Regions from separate parts of the Homo sapiens genome. Here region 2 is linked to region 1. Evidence: chromatin contacts called from ENCODE POLR2A ChIA-PET data. All regions are on one chromosome and are shown on one strand. The core of a region is the stretch at or near the end of the contact, and the rest is flanking DNA. Distances in the headings are between cores, read along the strand shown. Region 1 has its middle 57 kb from the start of SOX9. Region 2 overlaps LINC00673 (long intergenic non-protein coding RNA 673).

Evidence for each region. ChIA-PET counts read pairs that join two places held with the same protein, here RNA polymerase II (POLR2A).
Region 2: POLR2A ChIA-PET joins it to region 1 with 10 read pairs in AG04450. The contact joins two enhancer-like sites. POLR2A ChIA-PET finds 5 or more read pairs at or near these places in 4 of 52 experiments (AG04450, H1, Panc1 and 1 more).

What each region holds. Positions count from the first base shown.
Region 1 is chr17:72,175,156-72,180,120 of GRCh38, forward strand. No RefSeq gene overlaps it. Among named protein-coding and RNA genes, the nearest start is that of SOX9, 57 kb to the left of the region's middle. Within about 2 kb of position 2,001, at least 2 of the 41 ENCODE cell types and tissues checked have a DNase peak (open chromatin) inside an H3K27ac peak, as active enhancers do.
Region 2 is chr17:72,513,950-72,519,282 of GRCh38, forward strand. The region is part of intron 1 of LINC00673 (long intergenic non-protein coding RNA 673); the gene reads right to left. Among named protein-coding and RNA genes, the nearest start is that of LINC00673, 76 kb to the right of the region's middle. RefSeq lists enhancers at 1,148-1,648, 1,796-1,985, 2,948-3,456. Within about 2 kb of position 1,527, at least 11 of the 41 ENCODE cell types and tissues checked have a DNase peak (open chromatin) inside an H3K27ac peak, as active enhancers do.

The DNA.
Region 1 (4,965 bases), core at 751-3,250:
TTTCAGCATCACGTGCCATTCAGCTAAATTCTCAGGGCCCAGGACAGCCTTCTGTCACCCACGGGCTAAAGTCATCAGGAAAGCAAATAAGGATCCACAGTTAGAAGAAGAAAAATGTTTCCGCCCACCCTAACCCTTCCGCACCACCTGTCACCTGAAAACCCAAAACTCAGAACTGCCCCGAGACACATCCAGCCAGAATCCAGAGAGACCTTTGAGGCTGGGGCTGGGCCCACTCACCTCTCATGAGGAGGCAAAAGCAAATGCTTCTCCTCCCAGGGCTGACCAAGGCAGTGGGTGGACAAGCCTGGGCCAAGGCAAACAGGGACATGGCACCTGAAGGCACTATTGACAAACTGGGTGTGTTAATGGACCAAGTGGGGCTAGAATGGGAAGGATGGATTCTCCGAGGCTGCACAGAGAGTGCAGGAGAGAAAAGAACTTCCAAACTGTCTCCTTTAGCCTTGGCTACCCCTGGAGAAAGCCCAGGTGTTTCACCTCCCTCCCTCCCTCCCTGCTTCTCTGCCTTTGCTCTGAGAGCCGGGCCTTCCTGCAGGCTGGCTGTTTAACGAGGCAGGTTGAGAATTTTCAGCCTCTAACTCATGTGTTCTAATCCTATTAAATATGCACCGGCTTCAAAACTCAGCTTTTTAAAAACTTGCTTCCCCACCCCCAGCACCACCCCCTGTCCCCCCAACCTCGCCTCACTTAGTCCCACTTGCTCCATTCCAGCTTGAAAAGCCATTGCTCAGTTGTTGGCAGGGGTCCCACCAGCGTTTTTGCAAGGATTTGGGCTGTGATTCAGCTACCTGCAGCTGTTCCCCAGTTACCACCCACGTAAAGGAATTTCTGATATTAAAACGGGTGACAAACTTCCTCCCCCCTTCCCCCAACACATTAGTTTGATTGACATCCACAGGCCAAGTGGCCAAGTTCACCGTCACTTGGTTCTCCCTATTCACTTAATAATACATTTAATTCCACCCACCAGCCACTCCTCCCCGTGCTTTATACACACTGCCTTCTCACCCTGAAGAGCGTCCTCTGATAAGACCATCGAAATACCATTTGGGGATATTTAAAAACAATCTACTGAATCTTTCTAGAACTAAATTTTGTTCTCCCTTTATCATCTAATTAAATCTTCCCACCACTGCAAAAAATCCTCCTAATCCCCCCCCTCCCCCGGCCTTGTGTAATGTCATCAAATGGGAGTGGAGAGAGGCAAGGAAAGAGAGCGGGCTGAAGTTGAAGATCCAAGTTCAGATAGTTCCATGGAGCTTTTCAGAGCCGAGGCTGGAGGCCACCTGCTTCTCTCCAACTGTGCAGAGATGCCAGGGTGTTCGTGTTGACCAGATGGAATTGTCTCCAGCAGAGCATACTGAACCAGTATCCACAAAGCTGGGCACAGACCTGAGCTTCCCGGCTTCAGCTACTTTCTTTTGTGTGTGTGTTGGGGTTGGCACGGGGGGAAAATGGGGTGGATGTGCAAACAGTGCAGATGGCCCTGGAAGTCGATGGCCCTGCAAGTCAACTGCCCATCCTCCTTCTGGCAGAAGTCCCATCTCAGCCTGGGCTCATCAACTATATGCTTCCTTTCAAAGGAGGATGCAATAGAAACCAACCTAACACCAACAAAAGCCTCAACAGTTAGCATTCAAGGTACCTACCTTAAGAGTGGACATTCAAAAGGAGGCTTTTGAGCAATGACCAAGCTGGAGCCCCTGGATACCAGGCCCTGGCTTTCTCTGAGTTTCTCCCATTTGGTTTGGCAGATACTCTGCGGGGGAACAATAGCAACGGCCCCACCAGTCCCATCAACCCCAAGGCCGCGTCCCCTTGCTTCTGGGCAGTAGCCAGTAATGTGATCCTTCAAGGCAGTGCCAAACCCCCTGTTGGGAATTCAGCCAATCTTGGGGCTCTTCAGGGAAGAAAAATTCCTTTCCCTGACCTCTGCAGGTGATCGGATTGAGGTCCCTGCAGCTTGAAATTTGATTTGATCTTTGATCTCTGCTTGCACAGCTGCAATGGTTATTATGCTCCATAAAGTGTCCCGGAGCCCTTCCTTGCTCACCTGCCCTCCATAGTGAGTGCTTGGGGCCAGGTATTCCTGAGCAGGGGAAGAATATTACTTCTCTGTTTTTCTCATCCTGCACTCCCTTCATTTCAGTCGTGCCTTCTCATTCCCCTCATTCCCAGGACTTAACCCCAAATTCCAAGACCGTGGACATTTTCAAGTCCTTCTAAATGAGAGCATGTGGTTTCATTAAAAAAAAAAAGTACTGTGTGTTAAGAGCCAACTATTTAACCAAGGTCATAGTCCCAGAATGCCGCATGTGTCTAAAGAAGTCTTGTAGAAGTGTGGTCCTCAAAGTAAGTTTTTCTGGGTTTAGTTCACTTCCCTGTCATGGTGAGATCATTCTGGGGCAGGGAGATATGTATAAGGAAGCAAGTTTAATATGGTTCATCAGACCTATTTCTATTTTATTGGCAGCAAGTGACATAATAATAGATACTTACTGAAAGCGAACTATATTTTGGATATCATGCTAATTATCTGCATGGACGCTTTTAAGCTTCCCAAACTCTAAGAAGAATGTACTATTATCTTACCTCATTTTACAGATGAGGAAACTGAAATTTAGAGGGGTTTAAGTAGCTGGTTTAAGATTACACAAGCAGTGAGCAAATAGAGTTGGGATTCCCTCACATGTCTGTCTGATCTTGAACTAGTTCTTAACCAAATTCACGTTATCCCTCTTTGAGGTTATTTGTCTACACTGCAAAATTACACAAGCAGGAGAGCAGCGATGTCTTGTCTACATTGTTCACAGTCTGAGAAAATCATTTCAAGATTTATTGATTGGCTATCCTGATTTTAATCTGAAAATAAGTCCCAAATGACATGTTTTCACCTTTTATTTTTTTAATTCAAATCAAACTTTTAATCAACAGCAAGGACAATAAAAGGATTAAGCATATCATTTTAAAGAAACACCCAAATAGATATGATTTGGAAATTTTCCTACTAACATTTCATCCCTGAGCCCCCCCTCATACTGACCTCACCTTTGGGCCTGAACTTGGTAAGGAGATTTCTCTGCAAGTCTGTCTAGAGAGTCAAACACTTCTCTGGTTACCTTGAGATTCAAGTCTGCTTAATTAAATGTTTTAGCTAGCATTTTTGTTTAAGTTTCCACGGAGGTATGAAAAAGCCATTGCAATTGTTTTAAAGCTCTTATAATACTTTCTTTAGTTCCTTCAAGGAAGGTGATCATTCCTGTGTCTACTCAGGCCCCTATCCCACCACCTTCACTGATGGCTTCATTTCCTTACACTTTAGCTCCTTTCTCTCTCTGATTTTGCCCATCACTGTCCATGTGGAAGAAGCATGAAGAGAAATTTGAGTTGTGTTGGGTCTCTCTGCCGACTGCATGAACCCTGAAAGTCTGTCCTCTCATTTAGAAGTTGTTCCCAGAATCTAATCCCTCCTATCTTCCTTCTTTTTCTTTTCTTTTTTTTTTTTTTTTTTTTTTTTGAGATGGAGTTTCGCTCGTTGCCCAGGCTGGAGTGCAATGCCACGATCTCAGCTCACCACAACCTCCTCCTCCCAGGTTCAAGCGATTCTCATGCCTCAGCCTCCTGAGTAGCTGGGATTACCGGCATGCGCCACCACGCCCTGCTAATTTTGTATTTTTAGTAGAGACGGGGTTTCACCATGTTGGCCAGGCTGGTCTTGAACTCCCGACCTCAGGTGATCTGCCCACCTTGGCCTCCCAAAGTGCGGGGATTACAGGCGTGAGCCACCGCACCCGGCCTGTTTTGTTTTCTTTATTGGGTGGAGGTTTGTCTTAAGTTTCCCCCACTTCTGATTAATAACCTCAATAGGTCTTTGCTTATTAAAAAAAAAAAAAAACCTACTAAAAGATAAAAATTAATAACTGTAATAACGGCATTCTCATAGCATCTAGCAACCTTCACAACAGAGTTGTGACAAAGAGCTGAATTACCAAATCTCAGTTTCTACAAAAAATGTTATCCTTAAGAAGAAGGCAGTAGCGGCCTTTCCACTCAAAAGCATTTTCTCAACTTTTGGCTATAAACATTTTCAAAATCGCAGAAAAAATTTGAAAGAATAGCATAGGAACCATCCGTATAGTTAGCCCTGAGTAATTATTAATTTTTTGTCATATTTTATTTATCATATGTGCGCGTGTGATTTTGGATTGCTGTGTTATGTTGTGCTGTGTTGTATTCCTGAACCATTTGATGATAAGTTGCAGACTGCAGGATACTTCGCCTCTCAAATGTCCAGAATATCAGTGATCCCCTGGGTAACCACCTACCACTGATGCCCCTAAGAAAGTCACAATGGTTGCCATCATCATCTGCTACCTAGCCCACATTAAAAGCCCCCAGATGTATTAAAAATGTCTTTTGGAGCTGTTTGTTTTCATTTTTGTTTCTGTTTTTTCCTCTGAACTGGAAGTAAGATGACAACCGTCCCAGTATGCCCGGACATGTCCCAGTGTTAGCCCTGAAAGTCCGAGAAACATCTCCCCTAAGTCTTTCCTAGGCAAACTGGGATGGCCCAGCAACCTCACCAGGAACCAATCAAGTTTCATTGCACGTGTTTACTAAAACTATTTAGTATTTAGTCTCTTTTAATTGATGCACAACCAGCTCTTACCCAGAAAACTCAAGTTTCTAAGTTTTATATCTAAAGATGTCTCCTAATACACACAGTGAGATTTGTTATGGGTGGTAGTTGGGGTGTCCACAGAGAACCAGCACAAACATCCATGACCTACTCACCAATAGATCTAGCCTTACAAACGAAAACCTCTGCAAATGAAAACACTTTATTGTCACCACAACAGCGGTGTATCCCTTTTGTTTTGCTTTGTTTTCTAATGGTCTGATATTTTTGTGTTCAGAAGTTGTTCACAGGTGAGCTGATAAATA
Region 2 (5,333 bases), core at 277-2,776, 340 kb after region 1:
CAAGTGATCCTCCCACCTCAGGCTCCCAAAGTGCAGAGATTACAGGCATGAGCCACTATGCCTGGCCACATTCAACAATTAAAGAGTCTAATTTGCCAAGTATTGGAGATAAAATATGCAACAAAAACATCCAGCTCCCCAGTCCAGTGGAAGGAGACCTGATATGGTTTGGCTGTGTCCCCACCCAAATCTCATCTTGAATTGTAGCTCCCATAGTCCCTACATGTCATGGGAGGGACCTGGTGGGAGGTAATTGAATCATGGGGGCAGGTTTTTCCTATGCTATTCCCATGACAGTAAATAAGTCTCACGAGATCTGATGGTTTTATAAAGGGCAGTTCCCCTGCACACACTCTCTTGCCTGCCACCATGTAAGAGGCGCCTTTGCTTCTCCTTTTCCTTCCGCCATGATTGTGAGGCCTCCCCAGCCATGTGGAATTGTGAGTCCATGAAACCTCTTTATCTTGATAAATTACCCAGTCTCGGGTATTTCTTCATAGCACTATGATAATAGACTAACACAGGACCAACATTAATCAAGCACACACAGCAATGAGCTGTGACTGCAGATAGAGGTAGCTTCCTCCAGGCTTAGGAATCCCATTGTGCAAGCAAGCTAACAAAGGATTGGCCTAAAAAGGTAGCGACACAACCTGAGGGAGAAATAATCCATCTGCTCTTGACTTTGGGTAGTTACTTAATCCTTCTACGCCTCGCTTTCTCATCTGTAAAATGGGCCAATATATATGTGACAGTGGGTAGGCTTAAATGTGGCAAGGTCTTTAAGGACTTTAGCAAAGTGAAAACTCTCAATCATGTTAAATTGTGTTAGTAGAAGGGCCCCTTGGAATGAAGGCATCGAGCTTAAGCCCACAGAGCTGGCCCCTGGGCTTCCTGTAGCAATGCTCCAATGCCCACACCCATCTCTTCCCCTGCAGACAGGCCCGGCCTATCCCTGAATCTCAGTAGATTCTGATAGATTCCCTCATCTTTGCCATTCTCTCATTTAGCCTGATTCCAGCGAGAGCCTCTAACCTCCCCTGTTATTTCAGCCCTGGGTCTCTTTAAGCAGCCACTGCCAAGCTGTGGGGGATTCATGGTGATTCAGCCCTGGCCCCAAGCAAGCTGGATGTGCTATCGCTCAGCCAGGATATGGCTGGGAGCCCACAGGCTGCTGCGAAGAGACAAAGCTGTCCTCTCCAGCCTTCGAAATCTCCCTTCCTTCTACTGACAGGCACATTGCGGGTCCAGCCATCATGCCCAAGGTGGTCAGAGGCTGGCTTCAGCCTCTTAAAGATTGAAGGCAAGACAATCATCCACCTCCACCCCAGGAGGAAAATGAGGCAGCTGAGCAGTTTCCTCCTGCTCTCTTACTCTCATGTAAGGCATCGTATCTGAATGTAGACAGAGTATTTGCTTGTTTTCTCTTTCTTAGGAGGCAGGACCAGGGAGAGACCCAGCAAAGAGAAGGTCCCAAGCCTAGCTCAAATCTCCTGGTCCTGGAACATTCAGGAGCCGCCCCACTTCAATGGTAATTGGCCTATTTCCATCTGGTTTCCAAGCAACATGACACAAAATCCCCAGGAACCTTATCACAGAGCCAGTGAACTGGAAGGGGCTGGAGATCGCTCTGGCCCAAACTCCCTGCGCCAAAGCATGCGGGGCGACTCAGACACAAAAGGGAGGAAGGCACAGTCTCTGCCCAGAGCCCACGGTGGCACCAAGAAACTCCTTTTACCACTGAAGAAGAAAAGGAGGTCCAGTCTTTTGGAGGCAAGACAAGGTCACCTACAGAGGGCCTCAGCCGAGCAACTCGCTAGAGGTTGTTTTCTGCATGACCACCTTCCCTGCACCGTGGATCCCTGGGGTGGGTGGTTTAGGGGCTTTCCAGGTAAGAGCCAGGGTCAGCGCCAGGAAATGATGACAAGTCTGTCTGAACCCTTTCCGCAGACATACAATTGACCTCCTCCAGCCAAGCGCTGCTCCAGTTAGAATCTTTCTAAAACTACATAGGCAAATGTCTAGCAATTGTCATTCAACTCTCACAATGAAAGGGTAAAAACTCATTTTAATGTGTCTCCCTTGTACCACTTTCTTAGTATGCCTGAATCCATTTCATCTCAAGGACCATACATCAAGCACTGCCTTCTCAGGTACTCAACTCTGCATGCCTAGATGAAGCCACAGCACTCCAAATCTGATTATGGGGATATTTTAGGAAGACAGCCTTGCATTAAAAACTGAAATCCTAGCCAGGCACAGTGGCTCATGCCTGTAAACCCAGCACTTTGGGAGGCCGAGATGGGAGGATCACTTGAGGCCAAGAGGTCAAGACCACCGTGGGCAATACAGTGAGACCTCCGTCTCTACAAAAAATAAAAAATGGAAAAACTAGCTAGGCATGGTAGTACATGCCTGTGGTCTCAGCTACTCGGGAGGTTGAGGCAGGAGGATAGCTTAAGCCTGGGTGATCAAGGCTGCAGTGAGCTCTGATGGCACCACCGTACTCCAGTCTAGATGACAGAGCAAGGCCCTGTCTCAAAAGAAAAAAAAAAAAGAAAAAAGAAATGGAGTCCACTGAACACTAAAAAAAGGATGAATTTTACTGTATGTAAATTATTCCTCAATAAAACTGACTTTAGGAAGAAAATCCACAGGCTCACCCTTCCTAAAGAAAAAAATACACATATAATATCAGGGAGGAAAAAAAAGAAGGAAATTCACACCTTTTTGCTTGACAGAAGTACGGTGCTTGCTTTTTCAATTAAAACTAAAAGGCTACTCCTTTAGGAAACAAAAGTGGGTTCAGCTCCAACAGCCAAGCAAAGCAACGGACTCACCCCACTGGGGATCCCACAGCTGGAAGGTCCCTGACCTACTTCCGCCCAGATCGCCTGAAAGGCCCACGGGGCACCAGCCAAGAGTGGGAAGCAGAGCCGGGCAGCGGGTGCAGGGTGGTGAGCAGAGCACTCCCCCTCTCGCCCCACAGGACACACACAGGCTGAGGGCAAATGATTCCCAGACAGGGACCTGGTGAACAAAGAGGTTACGCAACTCACTAATCACTCAAGACAGCCAAAAACAGAACCTGACATCACGTGCCTGTGACCATCCCCACGGACTGCCTGTGAACTCCCGTAGAAGGTATTCAACAGTTTGTGGAATTACACTGAGCTTGAGTCGGGCTGCAAATAAAAATAAAGTCACTTTTCCCCTAATCCTGTAAGAAACTGGGCACTCAGGGACACGTTAACTCTTTCATGCTCTCTAGAGCCCATTTGAGTCTCAATGGATTCAAGGTTTGGTGGGATGGAAACATGAGTATAGTAAGAATCATCTTAGACTATAAGAAATTCCAAAAATGGCGGGGCAAAAAAAAAAAAAAGGAAAAAAAGAAAAGAAATGGGGAAATTTTGTTACGGTCTTGCATATAACCAAGGTTTTCTCCTTGTCACGGACCAAACCATGATCTGAGTTTGGAGCCTTCTAGAATCCTGAAAACTAGCAAATCCATCTAGTGACAAGATGCACTAAAGCCCTGTGTGGTTTCTAAAAGTTGCTAAAAACTCTAGAATGGCAAACGTTGATAGGGTGGTAGGAGGATGGGGTACTGCACTGATTATCTTTTTAACCTAGATTTCATTAACAATCACCAATTACCGTATACATCCTAAACACCAGGCACTACACAAAGTAACTTAAAGTTATCAGTGCATTCAATCATCATAGTCCTAAAAGATGGGCACGGCCACTTCTATTTGATAGGTGGGAGCACTGAGGATACCTAGCTAGGTGATGGCAGAGCTGAGACTCAAACCCCCAGCTAACCCCAAAACACACACCCCTAATTTTGTCATCCGGCTCTCTGATTAAAAGTGAGAGGCTTTTCTACCCAGTGTGCTGAGCCCAAGTGCCCAAAGATGAACTGTTTCCATGAGTTGTCAGATTTCTGACCCAGAGATGGCAGGACAGAAGCATCTGACTGGATCAGGGAGGTGGCAGAGGCCCAGGGAAGAGGGAGGGCCTGGCGGTTTCAGTGAAAGTCAAAATGACCTCCCCAAATATGCAGCAGAAATTCTCCAGGTACCAGGCCACTGCTGGAGAGATCAGAGGCTCAAGGCTGCCAAGAACAAGGAACTACTGCCAGAAATAAGTTAAGACCTCCCCACAGGTCTCCAGCGGTCACCCACCGTTCCTTAGATCAGTCTCCACCCTCTAAGTAGAAGACAAAAGTGGATCTCCAGAACCTTGAAGCTATTATGCTCTGTGAAAGAAGCCAGACACGAAAGGCCACATATTGTGAGGTTCTGTTTATGTAGAATATTCAGAATAGGCAAATCCATAGAGCCAGAAAGTAGACTAATGTTTGGCAGGGGCTGGAGGGAAGGGAGAATGGAGAAATGACCGCCTAATGAGCGCAGGCTTTCCTTTTGGGGTGGTGTATGCATACGTCCAGACTCTTCAAAATGTGTGTATTAAACAATGTACAATTTATGCATACCAATTTTCATTCAATAAAGATTTTTAAAGGACTTGGAAAAAAGTTCTGAATACAAATAGTGGTGATGGTTGCACAACACTGTAAATGCTTTCATGTCACTGAACCGTATACTTTAAGTTGGTTAAAACGGTAAATGATGTTATATTGTTATATGTATTTTACCACAGTTTTTTTAAGGTGGAATCTCCAAAGAATCCTAGAACTCATTCAGTCCAAGCCTAAAACCGAAACACGGAGTCGGGGCTTAGCCTCTAAGGGCTGTGAGGGTTAGAACTGGATGTTCCCCTAAGACCCTCAAATTCATAAACTCATTGTTTAGAGAGAGGGTGGTGCCGGCAAGCAGGGAAGGAAGAAGGCCTGCGAGACGGTGAGGCCGGACAGAGCACTGGCTCCTTCTGAGGCGACCAGGGGGAGCGAGGTGCAGCCAGGGAGGCAGGGCCCCCGCCCATGCATCCTCCCCCAGACCCCTCGCCTCTTCCCACCTGGCAGACCTCATGCTTCCTTCCTTGGGGCTGGGAGCCCAGTGCCCTTGGTCTGCATCACAGAGTCAACAACAATTTATCTGAACTGAGCAAACAAGGCAGCCATAAGAGGCGGAACTCTGACAATATTTAATGACTCCGGGGGTGGGGAAGCTTTGCAGGAGAAGGAGGGCAGGCGAGGAAAGGAACCAGAGAGGAGGCAGAAAACTCCAGGGGAAATTCCGTCGGGGGGAAGATAAAAGGGGGCTGTAAAGCAATTTTGACAGGTTAACAGACAGGTAATATTCCAACGGTGTTTACTTAACCAGGCTAGCACTCCATGCAGCGCCGATTAAGCTGCAGCACGAGAG